Linked DNA regions of Homo sapiens: region 2 is linked to region 1. Evidence: read pairs that join two places in POLR2A ChIA-PET (ENCODE). Cell type or tissue: GM12878. All regions are shown on one strand. Links, peaks and the distances in the headings refer to the core of each region. The heading gives the core; the rest is flanking DNA. Region 1 has its middle 29 kb from the start of RLN2. Region 2 overlaps RFX3 (regulatory factor X3).

What was found. Peaks named below come from ENCODE experiments on the same cell type or tissue, not always from the same donor. Only the 100,000 strongest peaks of a DNase experiment are listed, where the experiment ranks them.
Region 2: POLR2A ChIA-PET joins it to region 1 with 7 read pairs; 1 of 35 experiments calls an interaction of 5 or more read pairs at or near these places.

Annotation. Positions count from the first base shown.
Region 1 is chr9:5,267,615-5,283,627 of GRCh38, reverse strand. No RefSeq gene overlaps it. Among named protein-coding and RNA genes, the nearest start is that of RLN2, 29 kb to the left of the region's middle. RefSeq lists an enhancer at 14,010-14,545. In GM12878, for the core only: no CTCF peak of the experiment used is centred there; DNase peaks (open chromatin) are centred at 5,007 and 8,627.
Region 2 is chr9:3,498,057-3,514,069 of GRCh38, reverse strand. All of the region lies in intron 1 of RFX3 (regulatory factor X3), which reads left to right. Among named protein-coding and RNA genes, the nearest start is that of RFX3, 20 kb to the left of the region's middle. In GM12878, for the core only: no CTCF peak of the experiment used is centred there; DNase peaks (open chromatin) are centred at 5,306 and 6,148; H3K4me3 peaks cover 1,538 bases; H3K27ac peaks cover 3,214 bases.

The sequences.
Region 1 (16,013 bases), core at 4,492-12,491:
ATGTGATTGCAAGGTAGGTGTGTGGGGGGAGGAGATATGGGTTTTATAGTCCTAGAATTAGGTCTCTTATTTTTAGTGAGCCCATTCTGCTTTCTACTTCTATGAGATGTAGAAATACTCTTCAAGATGCCACTTATGAGTGAGATCATGCAATATTTTTCTGTGTCTGACTTATTTCTCTTAATATACAGTCATTGAGGTTTACCCATATTGTCACAATGACGGGAATTTCTCCTTTTTTATGGCTGATAGTATTCCATTGCACATATAAAGTGCATTATCTCTAGTTGATGGACACTTAAGTTGATCTCATATATTGGTTATTATGAATACTGCTAGAGAAAACACGGGAATGCAGATACTTCTTTGATAGTCTGATTGAATTTCTTTTGGATATATGCCCAGTGGTGGACTTGCTAGATTATATAGTGTTATATTTTAAAATTTTTGAGGAACCTCTATACTGTTTTCCATAATGGCTGTACTAATTTACATTCCCACGAACAGTGTGTAATGAAGGACAAAAGGAAACGTTTTTTCTTCTTCTTCACCTTAGCAGGAAATTTTCTAGTATCCAACCATTTAGTACAATATGAACTATGGGTTTTCTGTAGATATTCTTTATCAAGTGAGGATGTTCTCCTCTATTCCTAGTTGGCTGAAAGCTTTTATTATGCACGAGTGTTGGATTTATCAAATGTTTCCTCAGAATTTGTTGATATAATCATGCGATGTTTTCTCTTTAGCCTGTTAGTATGATGTATTGCATAAGTTGATTTTCTTTTTTTTTCACCATTTATTTTTATGTATTTATTGATTTATTTATTCTTTTAGTATACTTTAAGTTCTGGGTTACATGTGCAGAACATGCAGATTTGTTACATAGGTATACATGTGCCATGGTGGTTTGCTGCACCCATCAACCCGTCATCTAGGTTTCAAGCCCTGCATGCATTAGATATTTCTCCTAATGCTATCCCTCCCCTTGCCCCCAACCCCCAACAGGCTCCAGTATGTGATGTTCCCCTCCCTGTGTCCACGTATTCTCATTGTTCAACCCCCATTTATGAGTGAGAACATGTGGTGTTTGGTTTTCTTTTCCTGTATGAGTTTGCTGAGGATGATGGTTCCCAGCTTCATCCATGTCCCTGCGAAGGACACGAACTCATCGTTTTTTATGGCTGCATAGTATTCCATGGTGTATATGTGCCACGTTTTCTTTATCCAGTCGATCATTGATGGACATCTGGGTTGGTTCCAAGTCCTTGCTATTGTAAATACTGCTACAATAAACATATGTGTGCATGTGTCTTTATAGTAGAATGATTTATAATCCTTTGGGTATATGCCCAGTAATGGGATTGCTGGGTCAAATGGTATTTCTAGTTCTAGATCCTTGAGGAATCTCCACTCTGCTTCCACAATGGTTGAACTAATTTACACTCCCACCAACAGTGTAAAAGCATTCCTATTTCTCTACATCCTCTCTAGCACCTGTTGTTTCCTGACTTTTTAATGATTGCCATTCTAACTGGCATGAGATGGTATCTCATTGTGGTTTTGATTTGCATTTCTCTAATGACCAGTGACGATGAGCTTTTTTTCATATGTTTATCGGCCACAGAAATGTCTTCTTTTAAGAATTGCCTGTACATATCCTTTGCCCACTTTTTGATGGGGTTGTTTTTTTTTCTGGTAAATTTAAGTACTTTGTAGATTCTGGATATTAGCCCTTTGTCAGATGGGTAGATTGCAAAAATTTTCTCCCATTCTGTAGGTTGCCTGTTCACTCTGATGATAGTTTCATTTGCTGTGCAGAAGCTCTTTAGTTTAATGAGATCCGATTTGTCAATTTTGGCTTTCGTTGCCATTGCTTTTGGTGTTTTAGTCATGAAGTCCTTGCCCATGCCTATGTCCTGAATGGTATTGCCTAGGTTTCCTTCTAGGGTTTTTATGGCTTTAGGTCTTACGTTTAAGCCTTTAATCCATCTTGAGTTAGTTTTTGTGTAAGATGTAAGGAAGGGGTCCAGTTTCAGTTTTCTGCATATGCCTAGCCAGTTTTCCCAACACTGTTTATTAAATAGGGAATTCTTTCCCCATTGCTTGTTTTTGTCAGGTTTGTTGAAAATCAGATGGTTCTAGATGTGTGGTTTATTTCTGAGGCCTCTAATCTGTTCCATTGGTCTATATATCTGTTTTGGTACCAGTACCATGCTGTTTTGGTTACTGTAGCCTTGTAGTATAGCTTGAAGACAGGTAGCGTGATGCCTCCAGTTTTGTTCTTTTTGCTTAGGATTGCCTTGGATATGCGGGCTCTTTTTTTGATTCCATATGAAATTTAAAGTAGTTTTTTCTAATTCTGTGAAGAAAGTCAATGGTAGCTTGATAGGAATAGCATTGAATGTATAAATTTCTTTGGGCAGTATGGCCATTTTCATGATATGGATTCTTCATATCCATGAGCATGGAATGTTTTTCCATTTGTTTGTGTCCTCTCTTATTTCCTTGATCAGTAGTTTGTAGTTCTCCTTGAAGAGGTCCTTCACATCCCTTGTAAGTTTTATTCCTAGGTATTTTATTGTCTTTGTAGCAATTGTGAATGGGAGTTCACTCATGACTTGGCTCTCTGTTTGTCTATAATTGGTTTATAGGAATGCTTGTGATTTTTGCACATTGATTTTGTATCCTGAGACTTTGCTGAAGTTGCTTGTCAGCTTAAGGAGATTTTGGGCTGAGATGATGGGGTTTTCTAAATATACAAACATGTCATCTGCCAACAGAGACCATTTGTCTTCCTCTCTTTCTATTTGAATACTATTTCTTTCTTTCTCTTGCCTGATTGCCCTGGCCAGAACTTCCAATACTATTTTGAATAAGAGTGGTGAGAGAGGGCATCCTTGTCTTGTGCCAGTTTTCAAAGGGAATGCTTCCAGCTTTTGCCCATTCGGTATGATATTGGCTGTGGGTTTGTCATAAATAGTTACATGTTCCATCTATACCTAGTTTATTGAGTGTTGTTAGCATAAAGGGGTGTTGGATTTTGTCGAAGGCCTTTTCTGCATCTACTGAGATAATCATGTGGTTTTTGTCATTGGTTCTGTTTATGTGCTGGATTACGTTTATTGATTTGTGTATGTTGAACCAGCCTTACATCTCAGGGATGAAGCCGACTTGATAATTGGGGATAAGCTTTTTGATGTGCTGCCAGTATTTGTATTGAGTATTTCCACATCGATGTTCATCAGGGATATTGGCCTGAAATTGTCTTTTTTTGTTGTGTCTCTACCAGGATTTTGTATCAGGATGATGCTGGCCTTATAAAATGAGTTATTGAGGAATCCCTCTTTTTATATTGTTTGGAATAGTTTCAGAAGAAATGGTACCAGCTCCTCCTTGTACCTCTGGTAGAATTCGGCTGTGAATCCATCTGGTCCTGGGCTTTTTTTGGTTGGTAGGCTATTAATTACTCCCTCAATTTCAGAACTTGTTATTGGTCTATTCAGGGATTTGACTTCTTTCTAGTTCAGTCATGTTGGCATGAGTTGATTTTCTTTTGGTGAATCGGACCTGTGTACCTTGGACATGGTGTGTAATTCTTTTTTTTGAGATGGAGTCTCTGTCACCAGGCTGGAGTGCAGTGGTATGATCTCGGCTCACTGCAACCTCTGCCTCCCACGTTCAAGTGATTTTCCTACCTCAGCCTCCCAAGTAGCTGGGACTACAGGTGCGCACAACCATGCCCAGCTAATTTTTATATTTTTAGTAGAGACGTGGTTTCATCATGTTGGCCAGGATGGTCTCGATCTCTTGACCTTGTGATTTACCCACCTCAGCCTCCCACAGTGCTAGGATTACAGGCGTGAGCCACCGCACCTGGCTGTATAATTCTTTTTAAACATTATTGGATTCGATGCGCTAATATTTTGTTGATAATTATCTCATATTTATCTCATAAATATGTTTATGAGATATATTGGTTTTCAGTGTTCTTTTCTTGTAGCGTCTTTGTCTGGTTTTGGTATAGGATAATGCTGGCATCATAGAATGAGTTAAAAAGCATTCACTTTACCTCTAGTTTTTGCAAGAGATTATAGAAAATTGATATAATTTCTTCCAAATAGTTTGGCATACATTATCATTATACCCTTCTAGCACTGGTACTTTCTGCTTTGGAAGATTATTAAGTATTGAATTGATTTTTTTTTTTTCAGATGGACTCTTGCTGTGTCTCCCAGGCTGGAGTGCAGTGGCACGATCTCAGCTCACTGCAACCTCCTCCCCCCAGGTTCAAGCAACTCTTGTGCCTCAGCCTCCCGAGTAGCTGGGATTGCAAGCACGCACCCCCATGCCCAGTTAATTTTTGTATTTTTAGTACAGACAGGGTTTGGCCATGATGGCCAGGCTGATCTCAAAGTCCTGACCTCAAGTGATCCACCCGCCTCAGCCTCTCAAAGTCCTGAGATTACAGGCATGAGCCACTGTGCACGGCCCTCTCTTATTTCTGATATTACTAAATGGCAATTTGTGTCTTCTTTTTTTTTTCTTCGTTAGCCTGGTTAGAGGCTTATCAAGTTTACTGATCTTACCAAAGAACCAGTTTCTGATTTAGTAGATTTTCTTTATTCATTACTGTTTTTAATATTATTAATAATTGGTCTAATTTTTATTATTTCTTATCCTCTGCTTACCTTGGATTTAATTTGCTCTTTTCTTTTCTTTTTTGGTTTCCTAAAGTGAATGCTTCGATGATTGGTTTTAGATCTTTCTTCTGTTAAAAGAAAAAACTTTATACAAATTAAGTTTAACAGAATTTATTTGGGAAAAGAACAATTATCAAACAAGGCAGAACCCAGAACCAGAATACATTCAGAGTGACTCCAGGGCTGCCACATGGTCAGTAACATTCATAGACATAAAAAAAGGAAGTGATGTACAGAAAACAGAAGTGAAGTACAGAAACAGGTGGATTGGTTGCAAGTAGGTGTTTGCCTTATCTGAACACAATTGTACAAGTTGGCTGCCTGTGAATGACCAAAACTCAGCTGCTATGATTTGCTGAGACTTGGCTACTTGTTACAAGAGTAGATCACAGTCTGTTTACACATCAAGTTAGGTTACACTTTACTATGTACAGAGAGACGTTTAGGTGAAACTTAAACTATGTATGGAGGCAGGTTTAGGCCAAACTGAATTCAATTTAACACTTTTTTCCTAATGCATGGATTCAATACCATAAATTTCCCTCTAAGAATATGTTTGCTGCCTCCCACTAATTTTTATAAATGGTATTTTCATTTTCATTTAGCTTTCATTTAGTTTCATTTTAATGTATTCATTAAATATAAACAAAAATTTTTTTTGTTTCTCTCGAAAGTTCTTCTTTGACCCATGTATTACTTAGAAGTATATTGTTTAATCTCCAAGTATTGTAGGATTTTCCAGGTATCTTAATTCCAATGTGTTCTGAGAGCACACATTCTCTGATTTCCCTTCTTCTAAATTGAAGATATACTCTATGACCCAGAATGTGCTCTGTCGTGATGAATGTTCTGTGTGAGCTTGAGAAGAATGTGTACTCTGCTTAGATGAAATAGTCTTAAAAGTCTATTATATCCAGGTGATTTATCATGTTTTTGAGTTATTAATGATTTTCTGCCTATTGGATATGTGTATTTCTGATATAGGGATGTTGAAGTCTCCAACAGTGGGTTAATCTATTTCTCTTTCCAGTTCTATCAGCATTGCCTGTCATATATGATGCTCTGTTGTTAGCCACATATGTGTTCAGAATTGTTAAGACTTCTTGGAGAATTGAACTCTTAATCATGATGTAGTATCCCTGAGTGGCCACTGGTTACATTTCTTGCTCTGAAGTCTACTCTGTCTGAAATTATTATAGCTATTGCTGTTTTCTTTTGATTCGTATTAGCATGGTATCTCTATCTCAATCCATTTACTTTTCTATATATGTGTCATATTTATTTATTTTCTTTCCAAGTTTTAGGTTCAGGGGATGCATGTGCAGGTTTGTTACATGGGTAAAATGTATGTCATGGGGGTTTGCTGTAGATTATTTTGTTACCTAGGTAATAAGCATAGTACCTGATATGTAGTTTTTCAATCCTCATCCTTTACCCACTATTCATCCTAAATTAGACCATGGTGTCTCTTCTTTCCTTCTTTGTGTCCATCCATGTGTATTCAATAATTCGCACACACTTATAAGTAAGAACATGCAGTGCTTGGTTTTCTGTTCCTGTGTTAATTCACTTAGGATAATGGCCTTCAGGTCCATCTGTATTGCTAAAAGTACATGATCTCATTTTTTTTAATGGTTACATAGTACTTCATGGTGTATACATACCACATTTTCTTTATCCAACTCACCATTGATGGGCATTTAGGTTGATTCCATGTCTTTGCTATTGTGAGAGTGCTGCAATGAACATAAGTGTGCATGTGTCTTTATGGTAGAACCATTTATACTCCTCTGGGTACATACCCAGTAATGAGATTGCTGGGTCAAATGGCTGTTCTGTTTCAAGTTCTTTGAAAAATCTCCAAACTGCTTTTCACAGTGACTGAACTAACTTGCATTCCCAACAGCAGTGTATAAGAGTTCCCTTTTCTCTGCAACCTTGTCAGCATCTGTTATTTTTTGACTTTTTAGTAATTGCAATTCTGATTGGTATGAGATGGTAACTCATTGTGGTTTTGATTTGCATTTCTCTAACGATTAGTGAAGTTGAGCATTTTTTTCATTTGTTTGTGGGCCACATGTAGGTCTTCTTTTGAAAAGTGTCTGTTCATGTCCTTTGTCTATTTTTGAATGGGTTTTTTGTCTTTCATTTGTTAATTTGTTTAAGTTTCTTATAGATTCTGGATATTAGACCTTTGTTGGATGCACAGTTTGCAAGTATTTTCTCCCATTCTATAGGTAGTCTGTTTACTCTGTGGATAGTTTCTTTTGCTGTGCAGAAGCTCTTTAGTTTAATTAGGTCCCATTTATCAATTTTTGTTTTTGTTGCAATTGCTTTAAGAGTCTTCATCAAGAAATCTTTGCCAGGGTTCATGTCTAGAGTAACATTTCCTAGCTTTTCTTTTACGGTTTTTATAGTTTTTGGTTTTCCATTTAAGTACATTAAGTACTTAATCCATCTTGAGTTGATTTTTGTATATGGTGAAAGGAAGGGGTCCAGTTTCAACCTTCTGCATATGGCTAGCTAGTTACCTCAGCACCATTTATTGAATAGGGAGTCCTTTCTCCATTGCTTGTAATTTATAAGGAAAAGAGGTTTATTTGGCTCATGGTTCTGCAGGCTATACAAGAAGCATGGTGCTGGCATCTGCTTGGCTTCTGGTGAGGGCCTCAGGCTGCTTCCACTCATGGCAGAAGGTAAAAGAGAGCTGGTCTGTGCAGAGATCAAATGACAAGAAGAAGCAAGAGAGAGAGGGGAAGTGTCAGGCTCTTTCTAATAACCAGCTCTCATGGGACCTAACAGAGCAAGAACTCACTCACTACCCCTCCTCAGGGAGGGCATTTATCTACTTATGAGGGATCTGTCCCCATGACCCAAACACCTCTCATTAGGCCCTACCTCCAACATATGGGATCACATTTCAACATGAGGTTTAGAAGGACAAACATCCAAACTATAGCAAGCTGAAAAAAATCTTTAAAGTATCTGGATCAGGGCTACTCTCAGTGGGGTGCCGTTAAAATGCATATTTAGCCTGATGAGGTTCCATTTGTAGGTGACCAGTCCCTCCTCTTTAGCTGCCTTTAATATATTTTTTTTTGCATTGACTTTGGAGAATGTGATGACTCTTTCTTAGGGATAGTTGTTTTGTATAGTATTTTATAGGCATTCTCTGAATTTCTTGAATTTGAATGTCTTTCTCTCTAGTGAGGTTGGGGAAATTTTCATGGACAATATCCTCAGATGTGTTTTCCATCTTGGTTGCTCTCTTTCCCTCTCTTTCAGAGAAACCAAAGAGTTGTAGATTTGGTCTTTCTATGTAATCTCATATTTCTCAGAGCTTCTGTTTATTCTTTTTAATTTTTAATTTTCTTTTTCTGACTAAGTCTATTTGAAGAACCAGTCTTTGAGCTCTGAGATTTATTTCCTCAGCTTGGTCAATTCTTCTGTTAATACTTCCAATTATATTATGAAGTTCTTCTTATAGTGAGTTTTTCAGCTCTATTAGATTAGTTTGGTTGTTTCTTAAAATGGCTATTTTATTTTTCAGCTTTTGTTTCATTTTATTGGATTCTTGGTATTTCTTGGATTCGGGTTTCACTTTGTCCTGAATCTTGATTATCTTCACTGCTATCCAGACTTTTAATTCTATGTCTATAATTTCAATCATTTTATCCTGGTTAAGAACAACTGCTGGGTAGCTAGTGTGGTCATTTGGAGGTAAGAAGACACTGTGGCTTTTTGAGTTGCCAAGGTTCTTTTGCTGACCCTTTATCATCTGTGTGGGCTGATGTTACTTTAGTCTTTGTGATAATCAAACAAAATGTAATGGATAAAAGGAATTGTGACAAATAGTAAGAATCGTAATGGCGTAGGTGTAGGGGAAGGGGAAGCATTCATAGTCTTATTATTAGCTCTTAGTGGTTAGTAAGTTTGTCCCTCTAGACTGAGAACTTCACAACTTCTCCTCAGGTGACCACCTTTTCTGTTTAGGTGTGACAGGATTGCTAGAGTGCATTTGAATTGGATATATCTTTTCCTCTTCATTGGTTAGGCTCTAGAAAAAAATAGCAACCCAATAGTTTAGCTTGTGGTAAAGTAGTTTCTCTTGAGGTCAGGTCTTATTAAGAAGACCAGAATACTCTGGCATATTTCAAAAAGGTTATGTTTCCTCTCCTCTGTCAGAAGCATTAGAATATTCTTCAAAATATTCACTGTGGAACCTGGCAGAACTCCTAAAGTTAAAAAATTGTCCAGGCCTCCTATAACTCAGACCCCATGGAAGCGTTAATTCTTAGAATTATCCACAGGGCCCCCCCACAGCAATTCATTCATTACGGTTGAGGTTTCCTACCCCAGTGCTGGTTCCCATAGAGGTTTCTTCCCATGGGTTTCTTCTCTAGTAACTTGTGATTCTCTGTATTTGCCTGTCACTCTCTCCAATTTTGGAGGCAAAATGTGCCTTAAATTTCCACTTCTGTCATGAGTCTAAGAGTTGTTAATTTTTCAGTTTGTCAAGCTTTTTCCTTATTGTCAGAATGAAATAGTGACTTCTTACATGCCAGCCTGGATGCTGAGTCTCCCAAAATAATTTTTTAAAAAGAAAATTCAACATTAAATGGAGAGTGGGAAATTTATTTTTAAGTAAGCAATGACTTGTTCTCCTTAGATACTCACACTGTAAAAGTGCCTCCCAAACCTCAGTTCCGAGAAGCCTCTTCCAAACTGCTTGCCATAGGGAAAACACATCTAAAAGCCATGACTCCAACTATCCCTTAGCTTTAAACAGTTATTATTTGACCAGTTACCTGATGCTCACCATTTGAGGAATGATGACAAAACCTTCCTCCAATTTGCAGAAAATTAGATCATACTTTTTAGTGGGAACTAATATATTTACTAGTTTGCTTCAGAAATATCCTAACTTATATCAAATTATTAGACTCTTCTGTGGGAACAGAGCTAAACTAAGTAGATTTTGAACTCAAACACATCAGGTGTAAAAACATTGAACCTCTTTGCATTTAAAAGATCAATGTATAATTTGATAGTCTTCTACAGCATCCATTGCCTAGAAAATTATGTTGATTTGTTTAACATTTAAAAATGATAAAAATTTACTCTTTCTCATACAAAACACACAGAGAATACAGGAAGTGATCATGTGTATTAACTATTTTGCAAGAATATGTGTTGCCAACGTGTTCTCTCTGGATTGTGGAATTCTACTGTTTTTTTGGTTTGGATCATAATCCTAAAAGACATAATCCTGGATGCCATAATTCTGAATCCCTAAAAATACAAATCTCTAAAGTTGAAATCCTTAATGTCTAAAATCCCTAACATCTGAAATGCCCACAATCACTCTCACAGGACAGTTGCATTATATTAAATGAAACTATTACCTTGTTATTCTTTTTATTTGGAATTTAAGAATGGTTTAAGGAGATGTGTGTGGCTGCCAAGTTGACAATTAAGTCTTGTGGACTTAATTTTAGGTGTCAACTTGACCAGATTAAGGAATATCCAGAAATCTGGCAAAGTATTATTTTGGGTGTGTCTGTGAGGGTTTTTCCAGAAGAGATTAGTGTGTGAATCTCAATGGACTATGTACAGAAGATCTGGCCTCAGTGTTGGTGGGCAACAATCTATCAGCCCAGGGCTAGGAGACAACAAACACAGAAGGCAAATTGGTCTCTGAGAGCTGGGATAGACATTTCTTCTGCTCTTTGGGTATCAGAAATTTGGTTCCACTAAAGTCCATTATCACACCACTGACTTTGTGTGTTAACATTCTGCATGTATGTGAAAACACTGAAACTTCCTCAATAAATGAAAAGATGTCCTTTTTGTAAATCTGCATTTGTGAAAGATGAAATTTCTCAAGATTTCAGCTCTTTGAGTGATTGAATATGTGATGGCCCTTCATGGTTTTTGCTTGTTCTCCTCCAAACACTTAGGTGTACATCATGTCATTTCAGAGGATTGCAGTTATAAAGCTGGGTGCATACAATCACCAATCATAGTGAAATACATTGTACAATTCACTTTATGGCCTTTAAAAAAAATGAATACAGTTCATCTGCCCATACTCATGCAACTACCATAGGTATATCTGAGTGTTCATGCTTGCAAAAGTATGTATGCTATTATTGTCTATTTTATTGTGCAGTGTGGCCTATAAAATGTTCTCTTGTATTTTTATATTTTCAGATATATCCCTCTTTAAAATGTAAATAAGTGTCTTTTAAATAATTGTATATTATTTTTCCTAGAATTATATTTTTGGGATTTTGATCTTACAGGATTAGAATTTTTGAGATTTTTGGCTTTATAGATTTTGATCTCTCAGGATTTCAACAACTGGGATGATGGTGTTTGGGATTGTCTTTCAGAATTATGATCATCCTCCCCTGTAATTTTATGGTGTGTGTGTGTTTGCTAGGGGTGTGTGTTTTCCAATCTCTAAGGGTAAATACAATTTCCAATTTAAATAATCACAACTGTTATCAATCAACCAATTGCCCAGAGGAGTCAGAGGAAAGTATGAAATTACTAGAAACTGATAGAATCTGATTTCCCACCACTGTAAAAAGTAAAAAGACCCCAAGTCAATACTTCACTAAGACTTAAGATCAACTCTAGAGGCCCCTGTATTTTCTCAACCTTGTCAGGATCTTTGGAGGGCAGACGCCCCATCCACCAGTCATAACCACAGTCCAAACACTCTGTTGGAGATCCCATTGGCTGCTCACACTCAGTCCCCACTCTACTGTGGTGGTAAAGATCGGATTTTTATTTTGTAATGTGTTTCTATTGAAAGGGTCTCACTGAGAATCTCACCAAGGGAAGGAAAGTTGTGGAAACAGCAAGCTGCCTGACTGAGAGGCTCTCGGTGCTCTTCTCACCAAGGAGGGTGAAGCTTTGGGGAGGAAGTGCTGCCTAGAGACCTGAAGGAGGTAGGGTGCATTACAGTACTGTCTTCATGTTACATCAATGTATTAGTTTATTTTCACACTGCTATAAAGAAATACCTGAGACTGGGTAATTTACAAAGAAAAGAGGTTTAATTGATTCACAGTTCTACATGGCTGGGGAGGCCCCAGAAAACTTACAATTATGGCAGAGGGTGAAAGGAAAGCAAAGCATGTCTTACATGGCAGCAGGAGAGAGCAAGGAGGAAAGTGCCACACTTTTAAACCATCAGATCTTATGAGAACTCACTCACTATCACAAGAACAGCATAGGGAAATCCACCCTATGATCCAATCACCTCCCATGACATCTCTCCTCTTATGTGTGGGGATTACAATTTGACATGAAATTTAGGGGGGGACACAGAGCCAAACCACATCATTCTGCCCCGGCCCCTCCCAAATCTCATGTCCTTCTCACATTGCAAAATACAATTATCCCATCTTAACAGTTCCCCAAAGTCTTAACTCATTCCAGCGCTAACTCGAAAGTCCAAGTCCAAAGTCTCATCTGAGACAAGGCAAGTCCCTTCTGCCTATGAACCTGTAAACATAAAAAAACAAGTTAATTGCTTTCAAGATATAAGGCAGGTACAGGCCTTGGGTAAATGCTCCCATTCCAAATAAGAGAAATGGGCCGAAACAAAGGGGCTACAGGCCCCAAGCAAGTATGAACCCCAGTAGGGCAGTCATTAAATCTTAAAGCTCCAATATAATCTCCTTTGACTCCGTATCTCACATCCAGGTCACGCTAATGCAAGAGGTGGGCTCCCAAGGCTCTGGGCGGCTCTGCCCCCATGGCTCTGCAGAATACAGCCCCTGAGGCTGCTTTCATGGGCTGGTGTTGGGTGCCTGCAGCTTTTCCAGGCCTATGGTGCAAACTGTTGATGGATCTACCATTCTGGCATCTGGAGAAAGGTGGTCCTCTTCTCACAGCTGCACTAGACAGTGTCCTAGTGGGGATTCTGTGTGGAGGCTTCAACCCTACGTTTCCCCTCTGCAGTTCCTAGTAGAGGTTCTCCATGAGGGCTCTGTCCCTACAACCTACTTCTGCCTGAAAATCCAGGTGTTTTCATACATTCTCTGAAATCTAGGTGGAGGTTCCCAAACCTCATCTATCACACTCTGCACACCTGCAGGCCCAACACCTGTGGAAGCTCTCAAGGCTTGGGGCTTGCACCCTCGGAAGAAGTGACCTGAGCTATACCTTGGCTCCTTTTAGCCACAGCTGGAGCTGGAGCAGCTGGGATGCAGGGCATCATGTCCCAAGGCTGCACAGAGCAGTGGGGCCCTGGGCCTGGCCCACGAAACCATTTTTCCATCCTAGGCCTCTAGACCTGTGATGGAGGTGTGGGGGTGCTGCCCTGAATATCTCTGAAGTTCCCTGGAGACATTTTCCCCATAGTTAAGAGATGTGTGACTATATAGATAGATAGAAAGATACCCAGAATTGCGACAGAAAATTATTAGCTAGGAAACATGTAATCTTTATTCATAGATAGAAAACTGGATCTCAAGAAAAGCCAGTTATTTCTGATAAAAGTGAAGACAGAGTATGTTCAAAATAGGTAAACTCAAATGAGTTATCAACTAGCTACTGTATCTCTTAGTACGAGTAAGTACTTTAAAATAAATCCTCCCTGGCTGCCACTTTCATGAGGCAGATGTATATAATGTCATTCTACTTCGTGGTGACCTCTTAAAGAGACCTATACTCATCTATACAGAGATACCATTCAGACAACTATGGATTACTGGAGGGTCCATGGAAAGAAAGGAGCAAGCTATTTTATAAAATGATGACATCTTAAGGAATATGTGAGCTGGAAAGGAGTTCCATAGATAAATTTGATTAGGAAGGCGTATAAAATTTTTGAAGAGTGGCAATTGTGAAATCAGACTGCTTGGTTTATATTCCTACTCAACCACTTAGCTGTGTTACCGTAAGAAATTAGCTTCACCTCACTGTGCCTCAGTCCTCTCATTGGTAAAATGGGGACAATAATATGTACTCTGTGGCATTGTTGTAAGAATTGTTAGATAAATCATGTTAAGCATTTAGCATAATGCTTGACATTTAGCAAAAAAGTATCAAATGTTAGCTTTTATTATTATTATCAATCTTACTGAATTTCTTTCATTAGAGCACATTTGCAAACCATTAGTTTACCTACTGTTGGTGAATCAAAATGTGGATTGCTGAAGGAGATTTGGCAGATTTTCTTACAGTGAGAGGGAGATTGCATATTGGATGGAGTAGGAATGCCTCTTAAGGGCCTGCCAGGTCCCTATCGCCTCTTCAAAGCATGGGAATACAGAAAGATTTGGGTCCCTTCAAGGGAAATTCCATTCATCTAGCTTCCTTTGCAACCAGCAACTGGTGACGTGAATAAATAACCTGCTCAGCAAGAAGGTAATAATAACTTAGACAATCAACCTTGTGTAAATTAGAGTCACAAGATGTTTGGTTTCCTGTATAACCTAGTGGTAACATCTTGACATATATCCTCGAATTTTTTTCAGAATCAAGGACTACCACTGCACGAAAAATGCTGATTGCTGTCACATAGACCTCAAACAGAATGGAACCTCAGACAGACCGGAACCCGAAAGTAGATGAGGAAATTCCAGAAATTCCTCAGCCCTAACTCACTTTAGAGAGCCCCCTTACCTCAGCCTTTAACAATCTTTTGCTTGTAAGCTATCAGGGAGTTTTGGTCTTAAATGTTACCTGCCAGTTCTCCTCGTTTTCTGCTCTGCAATAAATGCCTTTTTGTTTGTTTTTTTTTTTTTTTTAATCTCTCTATAAGCCTAGGAGTGTGTGTTTGCCTTTGCTGTGGCAGTCAAGCTGACCCAAGTTTGGTTTGGTAATGCAAATATTAAAAATTGCTTCAAAATAGTTTAAAAACAGATAGAACAAGTGAAGCAATATTTAAATGCAATATGTCCAAAGCTGTGTTACATATGCTAGTTTGGTGAACCAATATAATAATAATAATAGAAAATGGCGATATTATCCTCTTAGATGTTAACAATGGCTGTTTACATATTAAAGACTTTAAAGACTTGTGTACTTTAAATTTAATCTGGCTTTTCACAACTTCTTAGACTACTGAAACTACTCATGATCAAGGACCTATTAATAGCTACTAAAAGTAGTTACTGTGAAATCCTTTCAATACAGGTGAAATCCTTTCAATAACAGCAAGTTACAAAGGAAAAGTTTAAACATTTGGGCACCAGCAATGGCAGAGTGAGGACTGAGTGTGGGCAGTCAATGAGATTTCAAGTAGGGCCTTGGGAGCAGTGATTGGTCAGCAGCTTGAGGGCAACCAATGGAAAGTACAGAACTAGTCAGGAGTAGGAACTCTCACCTGACAGTCCTCCAGGTCCCAGTACCAGCTTCTCCTGGATATTGAAGATCCTCCATTAAGTTTTCCTGCGGAAGACCTCAAGGCCACTCACAATTGTGTTGTTACATGACCATTTAGGCAGACATTTAATTGAGCTGGCTTTGATCTAAATGGTTAACTGGCTCAGTAGCACCCAGACTCTTAGCAGGTTGGACAAGAACAGACTGAGCTTCCTGGGCCTAGACTCTTTTGCTCTGAACCTTCAGCCTTTTTCTGGGAACTGCTGTTGTCACCTACCAACCTGTGTGTGTGTGCCTATCCTGGGCCTAATGCTGCTCTCTCTTCCTGGCTCAACTGGGCTTTTATAACCTTCAGTCTGTCACTCAACTTGAGTCAGTGGTTCCAGCTCCAGTTCTTTCACCACTTGCCTTCTTAGAATTTTTTACTCAGCTCTTGTTCACCTTCCCAACTCCAGTCTCAAATTCCCCCACATCTTACTACAACAATTCTTAATAATTACCATAGTTCTTTTTACCAAGTTTATTATGCCTATCAAGAGAAAATTATAAGACATACTAAAAGGCAAATACTTAGTTGAAGAGACATAGCACCCATTAGAATTGAACCTGGTGTGACAAGAAATTGGAATTAACAATGGGGAATTTTTAAAAATTTCACCTCCATTTTCTCAGAATGTGAACAACTGGGAATGTGAAGTACCTCTGATTAATATTCTACAGGTGCTAATAAATAAAGTAGACAGCATGCATAACAGATAGGTAATGAAAGCAGAGAGATAGCAGTTCTAAGAAAAAAAACCAGAGTGAAATGCCAGGCATTAAAAACACTATAAAAGAAATGAAGATTGTTTTTGGTGGGCTCACAGTAGACTGAAGATGGCTGAAGAAAGTGAGCTTGAGTATGTCTTTACAGAAACTTTAAAGACTGAAGAGCAAGAAGAAAAAAGTTGAAAAAATGGAACAGAA
Region 2 (16,013 bases), core at 3,103-11,102, 1.8 Mb after region 1:
CATGAATGCTGAAATTGAATTAAATTGTAGTTAAAGACAAAAATTGTAATTCATTCCAATTATAGGAGGTTAAAATATTGTGCTGTTGGATCAACATTTGATCTCCTTATTTTTAGAAGTCTGCCAAGTTTTGAATTGTAAAACCTTTTAAATAATATTGAATGAGTAGAGCTGTATAGTAGTTGTGGGTTTATATTTCAGCAAAGATTTGAGTGCCATATGTCTTGGAAGTAAGGTGGGATTCTTTTATCTTGGAACTTGGAAAGAGATTTATTTTAATATTTTGATTGGGTTAGGTTTGCTTGAGCATTTTTGGGGGTTGATAGAAATGCAAATGACTATGGACTGGAGATACAGATCAGAGTAATTTGTGAGAGGAGGTAATTGTAGCGATCCTGATGCAACACTCACTTCCAGTCCTACTGCCCGTGATAAACTTTGAAGTAAAGACTTCCTTCTTTAATGATGTAAGCCTCTCTATTAAAATGTGTTTTGTTAATTTTCATTGCTGCCTGGAATTTCCCAAATGTACATTATCTGGGAGCTTTGGAAGTTCCAGTTTACCTTCTGGATTATAAACCTTAGAAAGAATGCCAATAGATGGCACCCCATGCCCAGAACAACACCTTAATCTGAAGGAATGGGGTAAAAAATGAAGTGCAGGATCATATAATTTGAAAAACTAGAGTATGAACAGTGACTAGTACAATGTAGAGAAAAAGAAATATCATTTCAGGGACTAAATATGAATCCCAGTTCACCATATTCTGCATATTCTGCATATCTAGTAATAATATCACTGCTATGACTGATGACATTTCTAATATTTGATTCAAAAACATTCTAGCAGAGACCTAAGATAATTGGATAAATTAGTCTCTAAGCTTTTGGTTTTTTATTTTGTCTTTTAGCTTTAATTTTGAATGAGGAATTAAAGGATTTATATCAATGTATATTTAGTGCAGTACTATTTTGGTTAATGTAGGAATCCCGAAATGACTTAGATTTCCATTGAGTTTTAAGGAGCATAAAGAAATGAGAGAAATGGGTTATTAGATACAAAATTGCATATTCTCAGCTATGTGGACATATTTTTTAAGGTTTCCAATTGTAGAGGGTTACAAAAAGGACATAACGATATTTGGGAATCAAGAAGGATAAAAAAGTGTTGGAAGAGATACTGAAAAGTGGAGTTGAATGAAATTAGTAGAGAATTTGGAAATAAAGATAAAAATAAGATGGAAAAATTACATTATGAATGGTGAAATAATTTATTGAATGAACAATTTCTTTTTAAAATCTTTACTGTGATTTTTACCTAATGGGAGGACCCAAGGAAAAAGATTGTACTTAGCCTCTTTTTGAGCACCACATTTGTTTTTTTGTTTGTTGGAAATTTTTATAACAAGGTGCTGGGATCTTTGACTAGTATTGTATGAGGTTTGACTATTTCTAGACATTGTATATAGAAAAGATTAAATTGAGGTGTTGCCTCAGAGTTTTCTTGTAATTATTTTATTATTACAAGGTAATATATTAATATATAAAAAACACAAAATTAGCATATCCAGTTGGGATATCTGATTAGTTTATCTGATATCTAAAGCAGCCTACAGTTGTAAAGTCAGTATATAGTAAAAAACTGTGTACCATAAATGTATATATTCCTAAAACATTTTATATTTTGGAACATTTAAAACTTACACTGGAGTAGTATAATAAACTCCCATATGCCCATTATATGGATTTAACAAAGTAGTACCTTCTATTGCTCTAAAGCTATATAATTTGAAATATTTGCATATTGAAATAACCTTGAATCATTCTTTACTTTGTGTTGCTTTGAAAATATTTAAATCTTATGCTAACAACAGATTCAATGTATACTTGAAAAAATGCTTATGTTTAAAACAAAATATTTAAAAATGATCTTGTTTTTTCTCTCAGCACAGCATTTCTCTTATTATTTATTATTTTTGTTTTTATGGGTACATGTTAAGGGTATATATTTAAGGGATATTTCGATACATGCATACAAAGCATAGTAGTCACGTAAGAGTAAATGGGGTGTCTGTCACCTTAAGCATTTACCATTTCCTTGTGTTACACACATTCTAATTATACTTTTAGTTATTTTAAAGTGTACAATAAATTACTGTTGACTGTAGTTACCCTACAAGCACAGCATTTCTAAATCAGGAAGTTTGTTCTTGGTTTCCGGTCATATCTTTTGTTTAGTAATTGAATTCAAGTCTCCTTTACTTGAATCCTGACCCATTGTTAAGAAAGGGAGAAAGTCCAGGGACAGTAGCCCATATTTGAAGAAACCTGTGTTGAAGACTAACTCTCCCAAGGGTGAAATGGGGTTATCTTTTGTCTGCCATTCTTTTAACTTTGTTTGTGGGTATATTTGAGTAAACAGTTGAGTCATTTTGTAAGTTGATGAGGGAAGAGAACCAACTATCTTCTGCTTCTTCTGGAATATTTCCTTCAAAGTTTGCTACTCATTTTGTTTCTAATAGAACATAAAGGAAGAGACATCTAAGAGCTAATGTACTGATAGTTTATGATATCACTCAAAGCAGTTTAATATTTTGTGGTTTAGTATCTTCAGGGAATGAGGAGGTTCCTTCTCTTAGTTTTTTTATTTGACTGAGGCCAGACTGGTATGAAAGAAGTTTATTTTACAATTCTAAAATCTATAGCCAAAAAAAAATCGTTATTCATGTAATAATGGTCTTACTACATGAAACTATTCTATAATGAGCAGACTAGTATTATAACAAATAGTGATTAATGGCATTTTAATAAACAACACAAAATTTATACCTAAATCTTTTTAAAAGCTGATGTTTCCTTGTTTGAACCTAATTAAATGATTAAGATATGAAGAGGTAAATACAGTGCATTAAATAAGCTTGCATTTTTTGTTTGTATAATAACTTTAATTGCCAAACTTCATTATGATCCAAAGGGTTCAGTGGAATTGTGTATGACTTAATATATTTTGTGGCGGTCTTTAAAAATATTTCTGTACAGAGTCACTAGACAAACTGAGTAGTAAAGTGATACAAAATAACCAAAGTGATACACTAATTAAATGATCTTATTTTAGAACTAAACTGTTTCTTTTCTCAAAGGGTTATATATAATTCTAACTGACATTAGGAAACATCTTCATTATGTAATTCTGCCTATTAGATTTTTATACTTTTCAAAAGTAAATAGAAGATACAGTGTATGAAGAAAACACCAGTATAAAGTTTAATGAGCCAAACAATATGTGAATAAAACGTAAATGTAACCCTGCAAAACAGAAGATTATAGAATGTACATGTTATTTTCAGAAATATTTATAGATTTCCTTATGAATTTAATGCAAGATGAGTTTCAACATTTACAGTAGTAACTTTTTCTGTGCTTTTAGATACCTTGTACTTAAAATCAAAGTATAATTTTATTTGGCTTTTTATTATTTTACATTCTGTTTAGTATCAATGAAAGCACAGGCAGTTTTATTCTAGTGTTTCAAAGTTGTTTAGTTTTAAATTTGACCAGTACTACATTTGCGTTATAGGATATAATTTAAAAATCAGCCATTTTCAGTGTGGGAATAATAATATTGATCCACTTATTCTATGTTTGAGTAACTCCTCAATAACTTAATGCTGTAATTTGGAAGAACACTGTCTCTTCACATTTAAAGGAGAGTTTTGTTTGTTTGTTTGTTGCTTTTTTTGGGGGGGGCAAGAAATGATCTGTATCTTATAACCTGGCCCTGTTTGCATAGCAGCTAAACTTTTGGGTCTGGAACTTCAAATCCCCTGTGATGAGTATCTTTCTTTCTCAGTGGCCAACTTCAGCCTTTCTTCCTATCTCTACTAATTTTACTGCCATATTCCACTTTCCGTTTACTATGTCTGGCCCTGCACAGCAGACCAAAAGAGACAGCCATGGGACTACAGCAGATTAGAGAGGTGAAAAGGTCTCTCACTAGAGTCACACATGTTTCCAAATGGCCCAAATATACAGGATTTCAGTAGAAACATAATTAGAATGTTTTATTTTAGAGTCAGATTCTTTTAGTTGGAATGGACTTGGGAAGTTATCAAGTTGAACCCCTCCTTCCTCCTCCCCACTTCTTATAGGTAAGAAAACTGAGGGTAAGTGACTTGTACAATGACATAGAACATCAGAATTAGGACTGTCGAACTCCAGCCTCCACACTCCTCCGCAAATGTTCTTAGGGCTAATACAAAACTTTTTTTAAAGGCAAAGAACTCAAATGTACTGCCTTTAGTGTTTTAAGTAACTGTTTATCTATAATTTTGAACTCCATATTTTTTTCTAGAAAAAGCAAGTTTTATAAATCTGCATTCAAAGTTTGCATAAATACCTTAATGTTCTAATTATTTCCAAATGTAATTTTTGGTATATGGATTATTTTTAGAATGACGTAGAAATAAAATTTAAAAATGTTTTCCAAACCATCAGTAGGCTTTATTTTAAGGAGAAATGCCATACTTACTAGGTTTTTTAAAAAGAAAAATATTGTATATTTAATTCCTATTATTTGTATTTCCTCTTATTGGGAATTAATGATGTATGTCATAATCAATGTATTAGTGTAAATAATTTTCAGTCCTGGTATGCACGTCTTTACTTTTTTGATGAGGGTAAAGGTGCTTTTAATTGTTTTAAGAATTTTTGTAAACATTCATTTAATTATGAATTTTAAAAATGGAAATCTTTGTTCTTGTAGGTCACTCTTTTGTGGAACAAAAGTAAAATACTGGCAGCTGATATAGGTGGTACAAGCTGAGACTTGCCCAGCTGGGCTTTAAAAGTGTAGCAGCGCTCTTAAGTAGCAGTGAATGAACAGAATGAATATATGAACGGACTGCCCTTTATTCCATAGCAACCAGACGCAATACTGGCAACTATGCTATTATCTGATTTTTTATTTTCTTAATCTGAGTTTTTGGAAGGTTATGTTGTTTACTTTTTAATAGTATGGGACTGTGGCAGGAATTGTAATTACCAAGATTTTGTCTAATTATTTCTCTCTCTCTCCTCTCTGTGTCTCTCTTTCTGTGTGTGTGTGTGTGTGTGTCTGTGTTTTACAATTAGAAGTAAATCAGTGAGCTCAGACTTGAATTAGTTTCGGTATTGTGCTAAAGATGAGCAGTTTGAGCCCTAACCCTGTTAATTATTTGAAACAGTCAATTTAAGAGAAACCAAGAATATGGCAATTGAACTTCCCAATGTAACCTGATGCTCTCTGCAGCCTCATTTGTGGTAACAAATATGAAAGGATACATTTATATAAAACAGGAGTATGTTTCCTGTGGGGGAAAACCGCTTGTCATTTGCTTTTAACAAGGTGTAAATCCCCACAGATAAACCTTCTTGTAAAACTGTTCCCTTTGGATTTAGCCTCACCTTCAACAAAAAGGGAGATGTAATAAACGAAAGTATGATGAAATATTAGTTAGCTCTTGCATTTTTTGCCTAGAAGTTCCTCTTTTTTATTCTTTATCATTTTTTAAAATTTAATGCCGCTGTTTCAGATGAATTGAGAGAGTCAGAATATAATGCATTACATTCATTTTACTTTCTGTTAATGTTTTTAGGGGGAGAGATCTAAATAATATACTTTTAGATTGAACTATATTTCTGATATATCAACATATATACTGACTCATAAATTAGAATGGAAAATACAAATATTGAAAGTGTAATTCAAATGAATAGAAAGTGCTAAATACTTGCAAGCCTTAAATTGGGATTTGAATATAGAGATTGAGTTACCAGAGTAACTAAATACTAGACTGCTGTATTTGTTGGATGTGCAGAGAAGGAAACTCAAATATGGAACGTGGTCTTAATGTCTTATGAATCATTTTTACTTAACTTTTAAAATTCAGATTAATAGAGTCCTCTAAAAAGAAGGTTTTTTTGAATTTTTAGAAATAGCTCAGAGTTTTACGTTTCCCTCTGTCAGAATCTTTTCAGGATTCCTCATTGCCTCTTCGTCAGAGTCGTTTAAGAAATATTTATTAGTTATCACAGTGTCCCACAGAACAACCACAGTCTTTGCTGTTAGGAAGCTTATAGTCTCATGTCCATTTTCAAACTTGTATTTCACCACTTTTCTCTGTACTTCCCCTTTTTTGACCAGTCTACATTTCGTATCTGTGGGATCTGCATTTGTGAATTCAACCAGCTGAGGATGGGAAACACTTGAAAAAAGAAAACAATATATAACAACACAACAATAAAAAAAGTAAATACAGTATAACAACTTTATATAGCACTTACATTGTATTAGGAATTATAATTAATCTAGAGATGATTTAAAGTATACACGGGAGGATGTGTACAGGCTATACACAAATACTATGCTATTTTATATAAGAGAGTTGGGCACCCTTTTTTAAGATGGAGGTCCTGGAACCAATTCCCCATGGTTACGGAGGGACAACTGTATTATGTATTGGTTAAGAGCATGAACTTCAAAATGAACAGCCCTGGGTGTGAATTCGAGCTCTGCCACTGACTAGCAGTTTAATGTTAGGCAGATTACTTAAATTCTGTGAAATAGGATTAATAAAATCAACCTGAAAAGATTGTTTCAAAGACAGTATATGACATAGTCAAAATAGCACTGTGCCTGACATGTGAGTGTTTAATAAATGGCAATTGCTATTATTATCCTATATGGTCTGAATTCTGCCTTGTCATTTCTTTTCTCTAAAACTTAGTTCTCATCCTTTATTCTATTAGAATGTGTTTTCTACCCTACTTCAATTAATCTCTTCTAAAATTTGAGTGGTCCCTAACTTGATGGGTTCATTTCTAGTAATTTCTTATTATCTCTGCTAATTGGAAATTGTGATTTAGATTTTTGTTTGTTCAGTTGTAAATGCTTAATCTTTTTAAATTGTTTATAAGCTTACTGAGGGCAGAAGACTCCATAATCAAGGTTTTTGAACTCAGCATGAGACCCAGTGTCTTTTTCTAGTAGAAACAATGAATAGTTGTTTAAGCTTCAGATTGTCAATTTGGAATCTCTAATCAAATTTTAGAAAACACATTTCACTATTTAAAAATTTTGTCTAGTTCTGATTTTACAATGACCTTTCAAGCAATGCAGTCTTACTTTTATTATTTCCATTGGATTTATTTACTTCTTTTTTTTCCAAAATGAATTTAATGGCATGAATTCATGAATTTCTGGATATTTCTTCAAATAGAGTATCATGTAGCTGGCAGTGGATTGGGCTGACCTTAATCCAGGTCTTTTTCTTCTTACCTTTTCAAATGACATTCTGTCACCTCATTCTATATTTATATATATACATTTCTCTATATGTGAAATTCTAGACTCATATATCTATATATAGATATAATTCCAGACTTGTTTGGATTTTCTTAGTATCCAACAAGGCTAATATCTTACTTTCAGAAGTTGGGGAATGCCTTTAAGGATTCTATACCTTATTTCTATTTTCTAGTTGTGACAGGGTGCAAGAATTCCTTAATATAGGAGAGACATGCGGGGCATTATGGGAACCTTGCTTTGGGGGACTACTTTGAATATCCCAAACTTTGGGTTTTTCCTTCTACTGCCTAACTTTACTGTGCCTGCTGGGATGTCAAAAGTAGAGGATCAGGACTTCAGTTCCAGGGTTACACCAAGGCAACCAGTAGTATCAGAATGGAATTACTACAGTAGTGAGATCCATGTTTGCATTTGTGATATTTTAATTAGGGTTGCACTATGCGAAGGTATGATTATCTGCCTTTATGTCTGCTACAGAGACTTTACCCTGAAAAACCTTTTTTTTTAAAAAAAAAAAAACAGTTGTCCTTCATAAATCTATCCAGCCCTCATTTTAATTAGTGTATATTCATTGTATACCATCTCTCGAGATGATGAGTTGCTGAATTTAGTGCCGTTTGTGAAGTCATCTTAACCTCTTTCCAGACTTAAGGAGTGCTCTTCAATTTCTGTAAGTTTTAATATACATGCTCATTTCACTTTTTAAAAATTATTTCATTCATTTCTTGAGCAAATATTGGCACATAAAGTAGGGGCCAAGAAGTGAACTGCTGTGAAGGATACAAGAATGAATAAAACTGATCATTCTTCAAGGGCCTCTGCCCTTGAAGGAACTCACATTCAAACAATTGGGGGTGAGGGAGAGAGAAGATAAATGAGTATGTATTATAATAGATGGTTGTCAATGCTATGGAAAAAACAAATGTGAGAAGCAGGGGGGTAGAGAGTGTAAATGATATGTAAATGATGGGGGTGGAGAAGGTTGTAATTTTAAATAGGATGATTAAGAACACCTTGCAGATAAGGTAACATTTGAACAAAGACCTGAAGGAAGTTTTGAATATGTCTTCAAATGTGGCTTTGTATATTTATAATATAATATTGATACTTTGGTAGCTGCTGGCCTTCCTGTTAAAGAGTCCTAATTTTTACATCTGTCCTCACACAGCACTTTCTGCCTTTCTCTTTACCCCCTTTTATCATTTTTATATGCCTTTCCCTGAATATTTTATTTTATATTTTATATAAATATAAAATATTTTATTTTATATTTTATATAAATATAAAATATTTTATTTTATATTTTATATAAATATAAAGTATTTTATTTTATATTATATAAATATAAAATATTTTATATTTATATAAATATAAAATATTTTATTTATATAAAATATAAATATACATTAATATATATTTATATATATATAAATATAAAAATGTATATATTCATATATATATAAATATATATTCATATATATATAAATATATATTCATATATAAATATATATTCATATATATATAAATATATATTCATATATATATTTATATGAATATAAAATATATTTCATATATTCATATAATATATAAATATAAATATATAAAAATAAAATATAAAATAAATCTAAATATATAAAATATTTTATTTTTATATTTTATTATATATTTTATATATAATATAAAATATATTATATTATTTAAAATATTTTATTATACATTTTATATAATATATATAACATATATATTATATAATATATATTATATATAATATATATTATATTATATATATTATATATAATATATGTTATATTATATATATATATAATATATGTTATATTATATATAATATATATAATATATATTATATCATATATAATATATATATTTTATACATATTTTATATATAATATATATTTTATATATAATATAATATATATTTTATATACAATATATACATATAGCATATATTTTATATACAATATATACCATATAGCATATAATATATATTTTATATACAATATATACCATATAGCATATAATATATATTTTATATGCAATATATACCATATGGCATATACTATATATTTTATATGCAATATATACCATATGGCATATACTATATATTTTATATGCAATATATACCATATGGCATATACTATATATTTTATATGCAATATATACCATATGGCATATAATATATATTTTATATGCAATATATACCATATGGCATATAATATATATTTTATATACAATATATACCATATGGCATATAATATATATTTTATATACAATATATACTATGTGGTATATAATATATATTTTATATACAATATATGCTATGTGGTATATAATATATATTTTATATACAATATATGCTATGTGGCATATAATATATATTTTATATATAATATATGCTATGTGGTATATAATATATATTTTATATGTTATATACAATATAGTATATATTATATATAAAATATATATATAATATATAGTATATAATATAGTATATAATATATATAATATATATAATATATAATATGTATAATATATAATATATATAATATATAATATGTATAATATATAATATATATAAAGAGAGAGGGAGAGAGAGAGAGAGAGAAAGATGTATTGATCAAAACTAAGGAATCGAGCCGATTGAGCCATTTTCAAAATTAAATTCTTGAAGTCCACCCTACCTGCTTCCAAGTTGGAGGCTCTTTGGAAACACTTAAAAAATTGAACAGCGTGTGCACATGAAGTGTTAAAAGTAAAAATTACAATAATAGGCAAATAGAAATTAGAGTTAGCCAGACTGCTAATTTGGTTGGTTATACCCTTAGTTTACTTATGGCTAATTTAAATTTGACAGAATCTTTGCATATGATGGCTTCTGTGATAAAAATGCTCTTCAGTGTTTTATATGAAACAATGTCATTGTTTATATAGCATAGCTATCATCTAGTCATCTTTGATAGTAATTTATGAATTGTATTTATTTGTAAAACTTTGTACATGTAAAAAGACATAAAAGGCAAATGAGAGATTATTTAAATAAAAGTTACTAATGGAGGCAAATTGTCTTGAATTCTATTATTTTGACAAATAGATTGTCATACTGATATTTTTAGAATGGGGTTTTCTGTGTACTAGTGTCACAACCATATTTTCCATTTCAGTTTGGTGTCAGATACTCAGTTTGGTGTCAAATATTCAGCATTATGTGCCTGTCATCCATTATGAAATGTACAGTTTCACAGTATTCGAGGCTATTCTACTGTATTGGACTACTTAAAAAATGGTACAAAATAAAATATAATAAATATAACATAAATGTGTATACATTTAAGTTATTTAAGGAAATAGACATTTTTATGGAACCTTAAGCAAAGCAAAAAACCATCTTTCTCTCTTTGAACTTATACAATTATATATACAATATTTATTTTTAATCTAGGTTTCTATCCTGAAAGGCCGGTTCAATGATTATACTTGCAAATATGCCCAGGCATTTATGTCTGAAGTGAGTCAGCTGTGCACACATTTTCTCAAGCTGTGGGCCAGAGTCTGTTGAAGACGAGTACCTGGTTATTTCTGACATTAAAAAAGTAAAAAATTAAGCAAAATTTAGTATCTCCACTTGTTTGTACCACCGTTGTGTTTATGAAAAGATATGTGAGGTATAAGAGACTTTGGTGACCAATGAGTCTTCTCTCATGTTTTTCCTCGTAACTCTTTTGATTAGGAAACATCTAAGCATATTACAGCATAGAGCAGTTTGATGAAATGATGAAGTGAATTTCCATGTATCCATCACTCTCCTTTAAAGTTAACAACTTATGGTTAATCTGGTTCCAGCTATAATCATTTATTCCCCACCTATCTTATTATTCCCATTGCTTTTTACCTTTGGAAAGAGAACCGACATAGATGACTCAGGGCTAACATTCACATTGCCAGTCCATTGCTCTGCCTTGTATGTTGTGTTATCTACCCTGTGGATGGAAGGGTGAGGAAAAAAAAATCGTGAAAATAATGAAAGTTTCTAAACAAGTGTTAAATTTAATATTTTGAATTGTGAAGTGTCATATGTCTGATGTTAGATTTAGAGTTGGAATTGAATACTGTATAATTTTTCAAATTTAGTGTTGACTGCACAAAGACTGAAAGTTCTGTGAGATGGTATTATTTACCTCTTTATTAAGATGGCTTTTATGTTTTTGAAAGATTTTCTGTGTATTTTTCTTTCACTAAAAATTGTGAAATATATAAGTGAGTTTTTGGCATTCATAATATGATGTGGCTGAAATTATCCTTTGGATTTATAGAATGTACTTCAAGGTACCTTTTCATTATCCTCAATTATTGATTTCAAAAATCAGCTCATTTCAGTATCTCAAGTTTTTAGATATATAAAGGTGAATGGTAGTAGTTAAAAAGTGAAAGTGATTTTTTTTTTTTTCTTTTGAGACAGAGTCTTGCTGTGTCTCCCAGGCTGGAGTGCAGTGCGTGATGTGGGCTCACTGCAAGCTCCGCCTCCCGGGTTCACACCATTCTCCTGCCTCAGCTTCTCGAGTAGCTGGGACTACAGGCGCCCGCCACTACGCCCGGCTAATTTTTTGTATTTTTTTTTTTTTAGTGGAGACGGGGTTTCACTGTGTTAGCAAGAATGGTCTCGATCTCCTGACCTCGTGATCCGCCCGCCTCGGCCTCCCAGAGTGCTGGGATTACAGGCGTGAGCCACCGCGCCTGGCCGAAAGTGATTTTTGATAGAAGTTAGAAAACGTGTTTAACTGAGGTTACTCTTATAGTCAGTTCTAATCAGTATCACATTCCTGTAATAAATTTTAATATTAAAAATTTCTTTGGGCAGGGCACGGTGGCTCACATCTGTAATTCCAGCACTTTGGGAGGCTGAGATGGGTGGATCACTTGAAGCCAGGAGTTCGAGACCAGCCTGGCTAACGTGGTGAAGCCCTGTCTCTACTAAAAATACAAAATTAGCTGGGTATGGTGATACATGCCTTGTAATCCCAGCTACTCTGGAGGCTGAGGCACGAGAATCGCTTGAACCTCGGAGATAGAGGTTGCAGTGAGCTGACATTGCACCACTGCACTCCAGCCTGGGTGAAAGAGTGAGACTCTATCTCAAAAAAAAAAAAAAAAAAAAGAAGGAAAAAAATATGTATCTTTTTGTATATCAACATCCTTATTGATCTTGGCTAAACAAATTGTTGAAATAATTTGAAGAAACAAAATAAGGAAATAGTCTGTCAGGAGAAATAATATTTTTATGGCCCTCGGAGTAATTTTATTTTTCTTTTTATACTTGGTAATACATGTGTACAGAAAAGTATTCTAACCTGTAAGTCAAGTTCTTGTTTACCAACTCTATTTATATATCAAAGAATTTACAATTCTTGATAAAAATTATGAAATTAAGAAAAATCTGTTCTATTTGGCAACATTTACTGAGGATCTTTGATTTTTAAAAATTTTCTTTTAGGAAGGTGGGTAAATGGAGATGAAGCAAATGTAATAGGGTGTTACTAGTCCAAGAAAACTGGAATTTGCCAAAAAGAGGCTAATTGCATGGTGGAATATGTTATTTTATATAGCTACATAGTATATAGTTTCTTTTACGAATGCCACACTTAATTATATTGAAGCTTTGTAGCCTTGAGGAGACAAGGACCCAATGAATACCAGAAGGCACATTCCAATGACACTGCCAATATAGATATCCATACCTGTTGGTTTTATTTTTGCCATTTAGTTAATAGTATTGACAGGGTCCTAAGTATTCATGTAACCAGTTTAGAACTTTGATTCTTTAAGATCAGATCCTTAACAGAATTATTGAATATACTCAACTAATAATTGACTAAGTATTAAATAACTGTTTTGGAAGTTAACACATTTGCCTAACACGTGCCTTGTGACTAGTATACTCCTCAGTAGAATCTGACTTTAATAACTTTATTGACTAGTGTGTGTGTATGTGTAGTGCGTGTGTTTGAATGATTTGTTCTTATTTGGGAAATATCAATTTTAATTACTTTTAAAAGGTTTTCATACATTAGGCCCTATGGAATCAAGTTAAATTTTTCTTGTCATACAGGAGAACTAGAAAGTATTCAAATTAATTCTTTGTAAAATTAAGTGGAGCCTTTAAGTTACTAATCTTGGTTTTTACATTGTGTCTGCTGACATCACTGAATCTTTTAAGAACTTTTTTTTCTGAGTTGCATTTGTTTTAAGAAGGATGAAGCAAGGAATATATAATTATTGAATATAAACTTTCATATTTGTTTTCTCTTTTTTCCTTTTCTTTTCATCCGGAAAATGAATCCACATTTCTTTTAACAAATCCTCTTTCAGTTCTCTTTCTAACACGTTCTTGTCCGTCATTTTCTTCTACCTCTTTTCTCCCATTTGCTCTGCTGTGCTGTGCTTTGCTTTGCTATGCGCTGTTTCAGTTCTAAACCACCTTAGTGAACCCATTCTCTTCTTGCTTCATCCTCAGTTCTTTGGTCAGATGTTGCCTTTACACCTCTCAGTGTACTTCAGCTCTCCTTTATTGTTGATTTCTTGGCCTTTCTTTTTTGGATAGTTGTTCCACATTCCTCTGTTTGTTGCTCTGGGGTACTTTTAGAGAAATAGTTAATTTCTTTTACTCTGCTTCCTGTAGTGTGTAATGAGAAGAAATGAAAGCAACCATTGAAGGACAGATAACTGGCTCTTTAAAAAGGAATAAGGTAGTGCAGTTGACAGGTTATTTAAAGGGTTCCCAGCTCAGAATAGTTAAGTTGAAGGGCTAAATGGTTCCAAGAATGTAGAGAAAATGTCTCACTTAAAAAAAATTAACTTTCCAAAGTTGCAGGTAATATTAATATAGCAAAAATATCCGTGGAAAGTCCTGGATAGATTTTCATAGTTAAGATGATTATTATTTTTGTGTGTGTGGTCTTTGGTATTTTATGATAGAACACCTTTATCTTGGTCTCCAAATATCTTATGAAAAAGGCTTATTTAAAAATAAGTAATACAAATTAGTACAGTTTCTAAAGGAATCAGAAGCTGTCCCTTAATGTCTACCCACTTTTCAAAATCCATTTCCCACAATTTGACTTAACAGTATTTCATTTATAAACTCTGCTGTGCTTTTCTTCTCATTTACATTCAAATAATGCTATCTAATTTTAGTAAATTTATGTGAATAATTTATTAAGTGTTAATCTTTAAAGTTATAGAATGTGCATATGATAGGCTGGTATAGATTTTATAATTAATATAAAATTATTACTGTCCAAAAGTGATGAAAAAAATCTGTTTTTATAATGAAATGTTGAACTTCTTGATTTTTAAAATAATTTTTTTGGGGGAATGGTTTTTATTTTTACCAACTTCATGATTTCTGGGATTCCTAGTTTTAACTTATTTTTCTATTATTGAAGTTTATAAAAGTTGAAGGTACTTAGTGCTGCTTTTTTCCCTAAAACTTGCTCAGTTCATTTATATCCATTATGACCTTTTAGGAGACTGTATGAAAATAAAAACTTGGGATTGGTAGGTGGTATAATTGAAATGTAGATGATAATCTGTTCATTGTTTGTTTTACCAAATTAGTTAGGGATTCTGAGGATACATTTTGAATATTTGTGTATGTTTAGCATTTTGTCCCTTTGTTAGAAATCTCTCAGTGTGACTTGTTTTTAATAGGATGTGTCTTGAATTGTAGGCCAATCACTCCTGAAAAGTATTAAGCCCTTTAAACACACTGGTTGGACCCATAGAGGGAAGCCTACAGGTTTATTAGTACTCCTTATCCTGAAAGCACAGCATACCCTTTTAGGTTGCACAGCAACAGACTCCTAGCAACCGTAATAGATTGAATTTCTAAGAGTGACCAGGCCGGATGTAATAATAAAGCAAGAGGTACAAACAGTTGTCATGGTTTTCTTTTCACGGTAAGCTAGTTTGATTTGGGAAAGCTTAGCTTTTCAAAAATGGGCAACCTTCTTATAAAACTACTGCTGTTTGTGCACAGGACTTGTGGTATTAAAATAGCAATAATAGTACCAAATTTAAACAGCTACTGCTTAAAAATAATATACCCAAAATAACAACAACAAAAAAAGGATATCACGTAAAGAAGTTTTCAGGGAAGTATTTTTAAACAGTTTATCAACAACTTAAAAGTGTACTGTAGCAAAATAATGCTTTTTAGAAATAAAACTGATATTTGTGTTTTCTCACTCTTGCTGTGGCCCTCTGTTTCACTTTGCAGCAGCTCCTTGTAGTTTTATGTGATTCAAGGGATGTTCATATAAAACTGATGATTATGATAAACTTAAAATTTATCTAAGAAAACAGGCTATTTGAACTGTACATGAACAACATTTTTTGAAATTAAGAACTAATAAGTAGTGGAGCACAGAATTTATTAAAGAAGAGTAAAGTGTTAAAATATATAATCCTTTACAGCGACAGTAAAAGTATCGGTGATATTCCTAAGAGTGTAACATTGTGCTGTAAGTTAACATTTCTCCTTTGTGTCCTTTAGTATGTGATTGCTAATGTAGACGTGAAAAGGAGATTAATTCAGATACATTCACAACCTGAAACAAGATGCTTCCATCAAAAGAATCAGATCCTCATATAGCTG